2 separate regions of the Homo sapiens genome follow, and region 2 is linked to region 1. A link is an interaction called in ENCODE POLR2A ChIA-PET data of the cell type or tissue named here. Cell type or tissue: A673. All regions are shown on one strand. Each heading gives the region's core, and the rest is flanking DNA. Links, peaks and the distances in the headings are about the cores only.

Region 1 (5,374 bases), core at 59-5,058:
CACGGGCACTGCAGGCAGAGAGGAAATGGAGGCGACATGCATGGCTGGGAGCAGGGCATGCAGGGGAGGGCACAGGGGCACTGATGTGGCAATGGTTACCTCCCCCTGGGAGGAGCCAGGAGCAAGGGAGAGGCTGAAAACACCTGAGAAAGGTGCTGGGCACATCAGGGTCAGACAGCGGAGAACGTGGGGGAGACCCGGAAGACAGAGGGGGGGCGTCGCCTGGTACCGGGGCCACAAGTCTTCAATCTGAGCTACGTCATACCCCACAAAGCCACATCCTACATCCTTTCTTGGGATCACTGATTCTTGTCCAAGCCTCTACGAGTAACAGTAGCAAGGCACAGGATTTCAGAAGACAACCCACCTACCAGGGTATATGCAATGGTGATGTCCCTGACATCCCCTGGGGCAGCTGTCACTCTGCTGCAGGGGCCCCACCCAAGCTCCTCTCAAGCCGAACAGAACCAGCCTCTGCACGTGCTCTGCCCACTGGGGCGGGCACTAGCCACATGTGGCTAGTAAGTTAATTAAAATTAAATACAATTAAGAATTCAGTTGCTCAGTCAATCCAGAACCACATTTCCAGTGGCTACTGAAACAGCAGAAGCCCAGAACATTTCCATCATCACAGCAGTTCCACCATTCAGCACTGCTGTAAAACTGTAATATGTGTGGAATTTGTTTCAAATGGCATATGCAAGGGGGAGCAAATTTTTAATTGCATTAATAAAAAGAAATTTCACTTCACAATCATTATTATTTCAACATTCTCAGTGAAGAGAATCAATGTGGAAAACAAAAGTAACCACCACTTCAACATTCTCTTGAATCTACAAAATTTTCAAAGTAATGTAATGGAAGAAATAAATGTTAATACTGGCACATTTCATGAGCAATTTTTTCTATTGTACTTAGAAATTTACTATTTATTTAGCATGCTGCCTATCTGGATTAAAAAACATTAAAATGGGCCGGGCACGTTGGCTCACGCCTGTAATCCCAGCACTTTGGGAGGCCGAGGCGGGCAGATAACGAGGTCAGGAGATCAAGACCATCCTGGCCAACACAGTGAAACCCCATTTCTACTAAAAATACAAAAAAAAAAAAAAAATTAGCAGGGCGTGGTGGCAGGTGCCTGTAGTCCCAGCTACTCAGGAGGCTGAGGCAGGAGAATGGCATGAACCCGGGAGGCGGAGGTTGCAGTGAGCCGAGATCGCACCACTGCACTCCAGCCTGGGCAACAGAGGGAGACTCTGTCTCAAAATAAATAAATAAATAAATAACATTAAAATGATAAGAAAAACAATGCAGCCTCGTCACAGCAGGTATCAAAACACCTTCATAAGTGTTCATAATTAATATTAATAAATTTATGACATAGTCCATGAAACCACAAGGTAGAAATGTAGAAGTGAAGAAGTGAAAAATCTACCATTTTCCCAGCTAGCAGGTCTTATGGGTCTTTACACAGGTTTACTGATGAGTAGTGGTTATTATGCCAATCAATATACACTCCGAACCAGAAAACGAAGGATGTTCTCCAGGGAGGACACAGACAACACTCAGACACAGCTCTGGATCTCAACCCTGTTTGCACATTAGGGTCATCTGGTGAGTTACACAACACACTCACTCACACACTTGCAACACTGTCTCACACACATTCTCACACATATACACAATGCTCACACAAGCACACTCACACACATATGCAACGTGCACACAAACACGCACTTAAACACAATATACTCTCGCATTCACACTCACACACATATACACACACTTGCAGTATACTCTCACACACACACACATACATACACACATTCACAAAATATACACATACACACACAACACACACATACAACATGTTCTCACACATACACTCACACACAACACAAAGACACACAGAACATACACACACACACACACACTCACTCACTCATACACACACCCTGGATATTAAAGTCTCACTGTGGACCGGTAGAAGAAAACACAGCTCTTTTGAATAGTCACAGTAATACTTCCCCTTAAGCTCCATTTAAAACAATAGCTTGTTAAATAACAGATCACCAGATTTTGACCATTTAAAACAATAGCTTGTTAAATAACAGATCACCAGATTTTGACCATTTAAAACAATAGCTTGTTAAATAACAGATCACCAGATTTTGACCCTCGCTGCACAATAGAATCACCTGGAAAGCTTTTCAGAAATAACAATGCCTAGGCCCCCGCCCAACCAATTGAATCAGAATTTCTGGGGGGTGGAAGTTGAGCATCCATGTTTTCCAAGAGATTTCTAGATGATTCTAATAGGCAGCTGGCATGAAGAACCAGTGCTCTCAATGAACTGAATACCATGTTTCTTGAGAACCTGAAACAGGCGCCGCATGCATAAAACAAGCCCAGGGAACTGAGACTCACTCGGCTGACTCTAAACAGTGCTCTGCCACTAGCACAGGACTCCACCCTCAAGGTGGCGTCCCCGAAGGTCTCCCAGAAGGCCTCACCCCTTTCCCAGCGCCACCACCCATACCTCCTCAGAGGAAGTCTCAGCACTGAAAAACGGCTTGTTGAATAAGCAGAACCAATTATGTGGACATGGATCATCTCTTTGTAGATGTTAATTAATATATTTCTTTCTAAAGCCAGGCATGGTATAAAACCAGCACTTTGGGAGGCTGAGGCAGGAGGATCACCTAAGGCCAGGAGTTCAAGACCAACCTGGGCAACAAAGCAAGATCCTGTTTCTACAGAAAATATATAAATAAATAAAAATAAAAATTAGCCAGGCAAGGTGGTGTGTGTCTGCAGTCCCAGCTACACGCGAGGCCATGGCCAGAGGACCACTTGAGCCCAGGAGTTCAAAGTTACAGTGAGCTATGACCACACATGCCACTGCACTCCAGCCTGGGTGACAGAGCCACTCCCTGCTTCTAATATATACATATGGGGTGTGTGTGTGTGTGTGTGTGTGTGTGTGTGTGTGTGTGTATTTTTCTAGAGCAGATCCAAGAGCTCAGACATGTTCTGGGATCATATTCTGATTTGATCTAACAAACATTTTGAACAAAACGAATACTTGTGTTTGAAATGTTGACATTTTCATATCAATCACCTTTTGCAATCAAAACAAAATATCAAGCAATCTTTAAGAACAGAATAGCAAATAATCCTGTATATGAACAGCTATTGTGGTCTTCCCCTTTTTACCTTCCTCCCACCCCACCCATGCCCCCTTGCTGGGTCACACACCCAGTGTGGGTGGCAGGGGTGGAGGACTCCTCGCATTGCCTGTGAGAGGTATCATTCTGGTCTTGGGGAAAGCAATGGATATTCTACATCCTATGCAATTATATTATGGTTCATTTATTCTTCCTAGGAACCTAACTTCTATTTAAACCATCGCACTCTGATGGGAAAATTCCATCTTTGGAACTTTTGAATACCAAGAAGATGACTTACTTTGGTTCTTTTGTAAACAAAATCCAAACGTAAAAACAATATAATAATAAAGATGCTTTTAAGCAAGAAAAAAAGTTATCCACATCCCCTCTACCCTAACCCAATTATTTTTACATTTGTTTAGCTCCTCTCTTTTGTCTGTACCAGTACAAAATCATCACATAGCTTTTGTAATCAAGTCTTACCTATAATCTTGTGTTTTGCTTTTTTTCAACTGTTATGCCATAATATTATGAATCAACAACTCCATAAACAGGGCAGAGTAGACCATATTGCCCAAAAGGGAATTCTTGCTCTGTCTCATTGGTTATATATAAATCCTAAACCCCAGGCAAAATTAGCAGGCTCTGGTGCTTCTAAATATCTTTTTCAGAGACTCTACAACACTCAATAATTGAGAAATGGGTCTTGTTCTTAGCATCTTGCTTCCTCATTTCATCAATTACATCAATAGAGGGAAGGCTAGCCTTCAGCTATGCTTAATTCCTCTGGGGACAGGCCATGAGCCCTCAGGGATAGCCAGGCCAGCCATCCTGTGAGCCTCTCAGAATGAACATGCAGAGATGTCAACATGAAACAAGGCAGAATTCCATCTGCCTGTATGCCTCAGAAAAAGGAAGAAGGGATTTCCATGATCACTTAGGACTTTCCATAATGACATCCATCATACCCCCGCCGACCTTTGTCAGTTTCACACACAGATCATAATTTTTCCAGTCTTAATGAAAACACTTCAAAAATGCATTAAGAAATCAATGCATGAAAAGAATATTTTATGATTCTCAACTATGTTTAAATGTTACACAAATCATGCTGCTGCCAGCCCAGAAAGTGACCAGGAGGTCACAAGTCAACCATTAATCAGTAAAGGTTTATTCTCTTCTCATGCCTGAAATTGCTTAGCCACCAATGTCAACCACTCACCAGGAAAGTGGGACATTTTATATACTAACTAATTGTCACAATCGTTCAGCTCAGTCTTTCAGAGATGCAAAAAAAAAAAAAAAAAAGAGAGAAAGAGAAAAGAAGTGGGGGGACCATTTCCTTTCAAACTCTAACAATGTTAGGAATTACTCTATTCTGCCAATCTCCTCCCTAGAAGCTTGTCAGATTTTGCCTTTAGGAAAACACAATTAAACCTATTAAAAATTCATAAAATATTTTAAAATATTTACCAAATCATTACCTAACTTCAACAATCATCAACTCATGGCCAATCCTGTTTCACCTACATATATATATATGAATATATATAAAAATATATAAATATTATCTCTCTCTCTCTCTCTCTCTCTCTCTCTCCTTACCCACATTCACTGCCACCTATTCTATGTGGAAGCAAATCTCTGACATCATGTATTCCATGCATAAATAGCTCAGTGTGTCAAATCTACTTTTGAAAAGGAATCTGAATTCATCTGTTCGTGTTTACGATATTCTGTAACATTAGAGTTTAAGTTAAGGCATTAACTTATTACAGAATCACATACAGAAAACCAAAGTGAAATCACAGCCTCAGACCTCTCACAGATATCATGTTACTTTCAAAAGATATCTGTCAGATAAATGCAGTCCTGTATCACAAGATAATTCACTGACTCACTCAAGGATGGCAAGATGAATACAGTATTGCATGGCTGAAGAACACTTTTTAATACAATCATATTACTTTAGGAACAAACAGATAGTGTTATAGCCAAGCATCTATTATCTGACCTAAATTAAAACCTTGAGAATAAAGTGATCTGATCTGAATACAAAATTTACCTGATGTCCAGATAAAACCCTAACATATTAAAGGAGGTTTTCACTTACTTGAAGGATACTGGTACCAGCTTTTAATATGTGAGATTTTTGATGGTCACCAACTTGGGAGCTGGTTAGTAATCGTTTACTAGTGTTTTAT
Region 2 (5,374 bases), core at 157-5,156, 120 kb before region 1:
TCCGGAAGGAGGCCGGGAGGACTTCGCAGAGTGCGGGGAAGCCCTACGCCCAGCCTCTCTTCGCCCCTCCTCCCTGGACAGCAGATAGACACCGCTGGTCAGATCACCCTCATAATTGTCATTTGTTTGGGACCGGGACCGGGATCGGGACCGGGATCGGGACGCTTGTTCTCTAAGAAGGTCGTATTCGCTATCTACGTCACTGCAGTCAATGAAAGGAATGGAAGTACTGCTGCCTCTGGCAGCCCGGGATGCTGGACCTGTGCTTGGCTGCGGGGGCTGAGGTTTACTCTGCTGGGTCCTATCCTTAACGACCTCCTCCTCTTCCTCCGTGGGCGCCGAGGCGGCTCCGTCCGCCTGCTTGTTACCCGCGGGGCTTCTCCTCGGCGCAGGGCTCGGGTGCGACCCCGGCTCCCCGGCGGAAACCTTCGGTTCCTTTCCTCGCCGGCAGCTCTGGCCCCCTGGAGATTCGGCACCTTCTCCAAATGTAAGGCTGGTGCTCTGCTGAGACTGGGTGGGGTGGGGAAAAAGGTGCGGAGAGATAGAGAAGAGGGAGACTGTTATTCCAAGGCTGAAAACAGAAAAGGAGAGCCAGGCAAGAACACCCGAGGCCTCTGCGGCGGGAGAACTGCCCCGGAGCTCTCTGGCCTAGCAGCAATCACGGAGGCACATCTGGGCATGATCCAGAAGGTTCCTTCAGGGCGTGGCGGCTGACAGCACTGTTCCCGGCAGCACAAGCCCGGCCCGGTCTCTGCTTTCCAGGACCCGCCGACTCATGCTGGGGTTTGCTTTGCTTTTCTTTTTTGGAGGGGGAGACAGGATCTTACTCTGTCACCTAGGCTGGAGTGCAGTGCTGCAACCACAGCTCACAGCGGCCTCGACCTCTTGGGCTCAAGCAATCCTCCCAAGTAGCTGGGACCACAGTCCTGCGCCACCATGTCCGGCTAATTAAAAAAATTTTTTTTGTAGAGATGGGGTCTCCCTGTGTTGTCCAGGCTGCGCTTGAACTCCTGGGGTCAAGCAATCCTCCCACCTCAGCCTCCCAAGTGGCTAGGACCACAGGCATGTGCCACCACACCCGGCTAATTTTTAAATTTTTTTATAGAGACTGGGGTCTACGTTGCCCAGGCTGGCTTTGAACTCCTGGGGCCAAGTGATCCTCCCGCCTTGGCCTCCCAAAGTGCTGGGATTACAGGCGCCAGCCACCACGTCCTGCTCATGTTGGGCTTGTAAAGCTTCTACGGAACAAGACGGCCCTTCCAGCCCACAGGGGGTCTCCAGGGAAGGATGGGCAGGCACATCAGGGACCCCTGAAGGCAAGTTGACACAGTCATCAGAAAAACGACAAAGGACATGTTTGCTTATACTTCTCAGGGCAGCCTGGACGGGGAAAGGGGTTTTTTTGGATTCACACGATGAAACCTCCTTTATATTCTTCCCCAAGTTTCTTTTTCTCTTTTAGAGAAAGCCCTGAGAACTTACCCAGAGACCAACTCCAGGGAAAACGAGCTTTTGCCACCCTCAGAGCAAGAGTGATAATGTCTCTTACTGCCAATTGTGGTCACTGCCCTGTAATACAAGCTCTGGGAACTCGCCGACCAGTTCTGTGCCAGCAAAGGCTTCTGGCCTTGGCACCAGGCAGGAGTTACACCCATTGGTTACAAAGCGGGTCCCCATCTCTTCCCAAGTGGACCCATTTAGCTGGAGAGTCAGTCTCAGCTCTGCCCACTGCCGCGATGGTTCCGCCGCTGAGCTGAGTTCTCAGTGGCTTAGAGCACCGCATGGGAGATGAGAAGGCAGCTGAAAACACAACACACTCCACGGCCTCTGAGCCCAGGCTGCCGGCACATGGCACAAAGCCTATATCTGGTCAAAGCCAAGGCCCATAATCAGATTCTCATCTGCTAAAAACCCCAAAGGAAAGGACAGAGAACAAGAAAGCCCGCTCTGAAGCCCAGGGCTCCGTGGAGGAAGTGTGGGGAAAAGCAGAGTTATCATAGGACAGCGCCATCACTGACCTGCTCCAGCACTTCCGAATTCAGTTCTGTAGGCTGTGAAGCAAGGCTCCGGATAGAATGAATCTTGCTGTGCTTCCTGGGAAAAATCACACAAGATCATTAAAGTTAGGTGAGGTTTTTGTTTCTTTTTCCTTGGTTTTAAATGAAACAAAAGTCCTTTTGTTGGACGTATTAGTGCCTTCCTCAATAATGATGGTACCCAGAGCCGCCTTTACAAATGCTACTTGGAAACATACGCAGTCATCCTTTGATAGCACTTGCATGGTTCAAGGGTTACTTAAATCTCGGAGAAATTCTCAGAAGCCCTTGTTGTAGTTCTCACGGTGCAGCTCGTGAAGAAACATTTAGCAACTGAGCAGGACCTTTCTAGTTAAGGGGAAAGTCACAGAGGAGGGAGGATGTGGCTGCGCCCTCCCATGCTCTGAATAGCAAGCTATGGTCTGACAATATGAAATCAATTCATGTACTTTAGGTAATTATTTTCTGGATCAGTTCTATAACAGAGGCAATTACCACTCATCCGCTCACTCTATCAAAGCGGTAAGTTCAGAGGAAAAGGCCTGCCCTCAACAGTAGAAGGAACTGACTTTAACAGCATCTTGACACGTCTCTTTCATCTCTTCCCTCTCAGTCTGCCTATTCCCCTTTTCCCCATCAAACAGGCACTGAAATGCTCAGGTCCTGAAATTCATGAGACTGTGTAAATATAGATTCTATTCCCAGGCACATCCAGCTCTTCTTCAAAATACTCCAGGTTAGCACAGAAAAGCTCTAGAGATCCACATTCTGAATCAGAGAGAGAACTGGGCTATTTCTTACATGGTTTTCAAATACTAACCATTGACTGTCCAGGAAAATTATGGGATTCATCTCCAAAAAAAAAACCTCCTGAAAAAAACCTCCTGAACATGACATTTATAGAGACAGGGCATGAGAAAGCACCACAGATTTGTGGTAGAAGGAAGATGCAGGGATGGCCACAGAAGCAGGTTTATTTCAGCAAAATCAAAACAAAATACTGAAATAATCTGGATGGTTCTCAATAGGCAATCAGAGAAATACAGTGTAGTATCTTCATACTACTGTATGGCCCTTAAAACAGATCTCAAAAAAAAGGTAGTATTAAAAAAGCAAGATGCAGAATTATATATGGGAGTACTTATATGAATGAAAAGAACACACTCAGAGCAGTTTTTCTTTTTTCTCTTTTTTTTTTTTGGGACAGGATCTCGCTCTGTGGCCCAGAGATGGAGGGCAGTGGCACAATCTTGGCTCACTGCAGCCTTGACCTCCCAGGCTCAAGCAATCGTCCTACCTCAGCCTCCCAAGTAGCTGGGACCACAGGCATGCACCACCACATCCAGCTAATTTTTTTTTTTTTTTTTTTTTTTTTTTGGGTAGAGATGAGCTTTCGTCATGTTACCCAGGCTGGTCTCAAACTCCTGAGCTCAAGTGATCCACCCACTTCGGCATCCCAAAGTGCTGGGATTACAGGCATGTGCCATTGTGCCCGGCCTCCAGAGCAATTCTACACACTCTTTTGGGATGCAGTAATATGCATACAGAAAGGAGCCTAAATGTGGCAGCTGCCTCTGGGGAGGGGAGAAGGGAAATTACCAGAGCTGGTGGTTCAAGGGGGTTTTACCATGTCTGTAACGAGAGCTGCAAATAAAAGAAGAAAAAACAACCCCAGAAACAAATGTGTCCAACTGTTAATGGCCGTTAATTCTAAGTAGTAGGAATCTGGGTGTTTGCTGACTTCCCTGTACTTTATTGTAATTTTTAAATGTATGAAAATGAAAAAAGTTTTTTAAAAACGCTACATGCAGTAACTAGTTCTTGAGGCCTATCCTCCGCTCCTTTACCCTCCTTGGGTTCTGCTGCTCCTCCTTGGAGCATTGGGCTTGGGAGCTGGCTGGCTGGCCAGAAACTGCTTAGCAGCTATGAGACCTGGACTAGTTATTTAACCTACTGGGGACTCAGTATCTCCATCTTTATAAAGGGAATAAAAGAGCACTGACCTCACAGAGCTGAGGTGAAGACTCAATGAGTTCACTCAGGCCCAGTGCTCGGAACAGCCTGGCACACACTAAGGGCTACAAGTGTTTGATAACACCAACAACAATAATAATAATAAATCCTGTTTCTGGCTGGGCATGGTGACTCTTGCCTGTAATCCCAGCACTTTGGGAGGCCAAGGCGGGAAGATGGCTTGAGCCCAGGAGTTTGAGACCAGCCCTGGCAACATAGGCAGACCCCATCTCTACAAAAATTTAGCTGGGAGTGGTGGTGGGCACCTGTGGTCCCAGCTACTCAGGAGGCTGAGGTGGGAGGATTGATCGAGTCCCAGAGGCTGAGGCTGCAGTGGGCTGTGATCACACCACTGCACTCCAGCCTGGGCAACAGAGCAAGACCCTGTTTTGAGAAAGAAAAAATCCTGTTTCTGCTCATCCAGATTTACTTGATTTAATTAAAATGTTCATAGACATGCTTTCAATACAAATCCCAAAATATTGAAGGACTCACCAGTGAGCTAGTTTTTATCATGCTTCATCCCCCACTGTGATGTCCTAAGCCCTTCTCTCCTTCCCCAGTATGTCCTCTCCCGCCTCCCCTAGTCCTTTCTGTCTGTTCTCATCTCACTCTCGAGGGTGTGCCCCTGGGCTCTAAAACCTTCCTCTCTAACACTGGACTTGCTGAGGATGACTGAGACTATCATTTACAACTCAAGGGACATCAAGTCTGAAGTCTGGGTAAAGAAATATTTAGCAGCAACAAACTGTTACCTGGCGAGTCTGAGCCTTCTCAGACTGGAAGTAGCATTGAAGCTTCTCTTACCTTTCAAACTGCACCTTCTTATGTCCTCCTTCTTTAACATAGTCGAGAACCTGCTTCTGAGTCCGACCACTGAAACAGAGACCACAACAGGGAAGGGGAGAAATACCAAGGCATTCTCATTTAAACACACAAATGATGCTTCAGGGCTTCACTTCCCCTCCTTCCCTAACTGGGAGAGATGCAGGGTTGCTTGGCTAGCCAGGACTAAAAGCAATCCTGACAGACTCTGTATTTTTGGGTCCACTCAGTCTCTTGATATTTTCCTTGAATATACAGAAAAAATGTTCAATTAACTAAGCCCACTTGATAACTGTGTTTGGTTACTAAGCAACCATCCCAAGAGCCTGTGCCTTTAGTGAAGGCAGGGATCACTGGGCTCAGTGCCTGGAACAGTATTTGACACATGGCAGACAATGATTTGTTAAAAATGAATGGAAAAGTTCACCAATAACATCCAAGTCCACATATTCTATGAAGCAACACCAAATGTTAGTAAGACACTGTACTTCTACTGAGAG

What was found. ChIA-PET counts read pairs that join two places held together with the same protein. Peaks named below come from ENCODE experiments on the same cell type or tissue, not always from the same donor. Only the 100,000 strongest peaks of a DNase experiment are listed, where the experiment ranks them.
Region 2: POLR2A ChIA-PET joins it to region 1 with 15 read pairs; 2 of 35 experiments call an interaction of 5 or more read pairs at or near these places.

Annotation. Positions count from the first base shown.
Region 1 is chr13:98,274,733-98,280,106 of GRCh38, reverse strand. The region is part of intron 2 of FARP1 (FERM, ARH/RhoGEF and pleckstrin domain protein 1); the gene reads right to left. Among named protein-coding and RNA genes, the nearest start is that of MIR3170, 69 kb to the right of the region's middle. RefSeq lists an enhancer at 1-38. In A673, for the core only: no CTCF peak of the experiment used is centred there; no DNase peak of the experiment used is centred there; H3K4me3 peaks cover 86 bases; H3K27ac peaks cover 2,304 bases.
Region 2 is chr13:98,390,363-98,395,736 of GRCh38, reverse strand. FARP1 (FERM, ARH/RhoGEF and pleckstrin domain protein 1) reads right to left here. Exons shown (of 27, transcript NM_005766.4): 11 at 4,857-4,925; 12 at 2,019-2,094; 13 at 261-510. Among named protein-coding and RNA genes, the nearest start is that of FARP1-AS1, 43 kb to the left of the region's middle. In A673, for the core only: no CTCF peak of the experiment used is centred there; no DNase peak of the experiment used is centred there.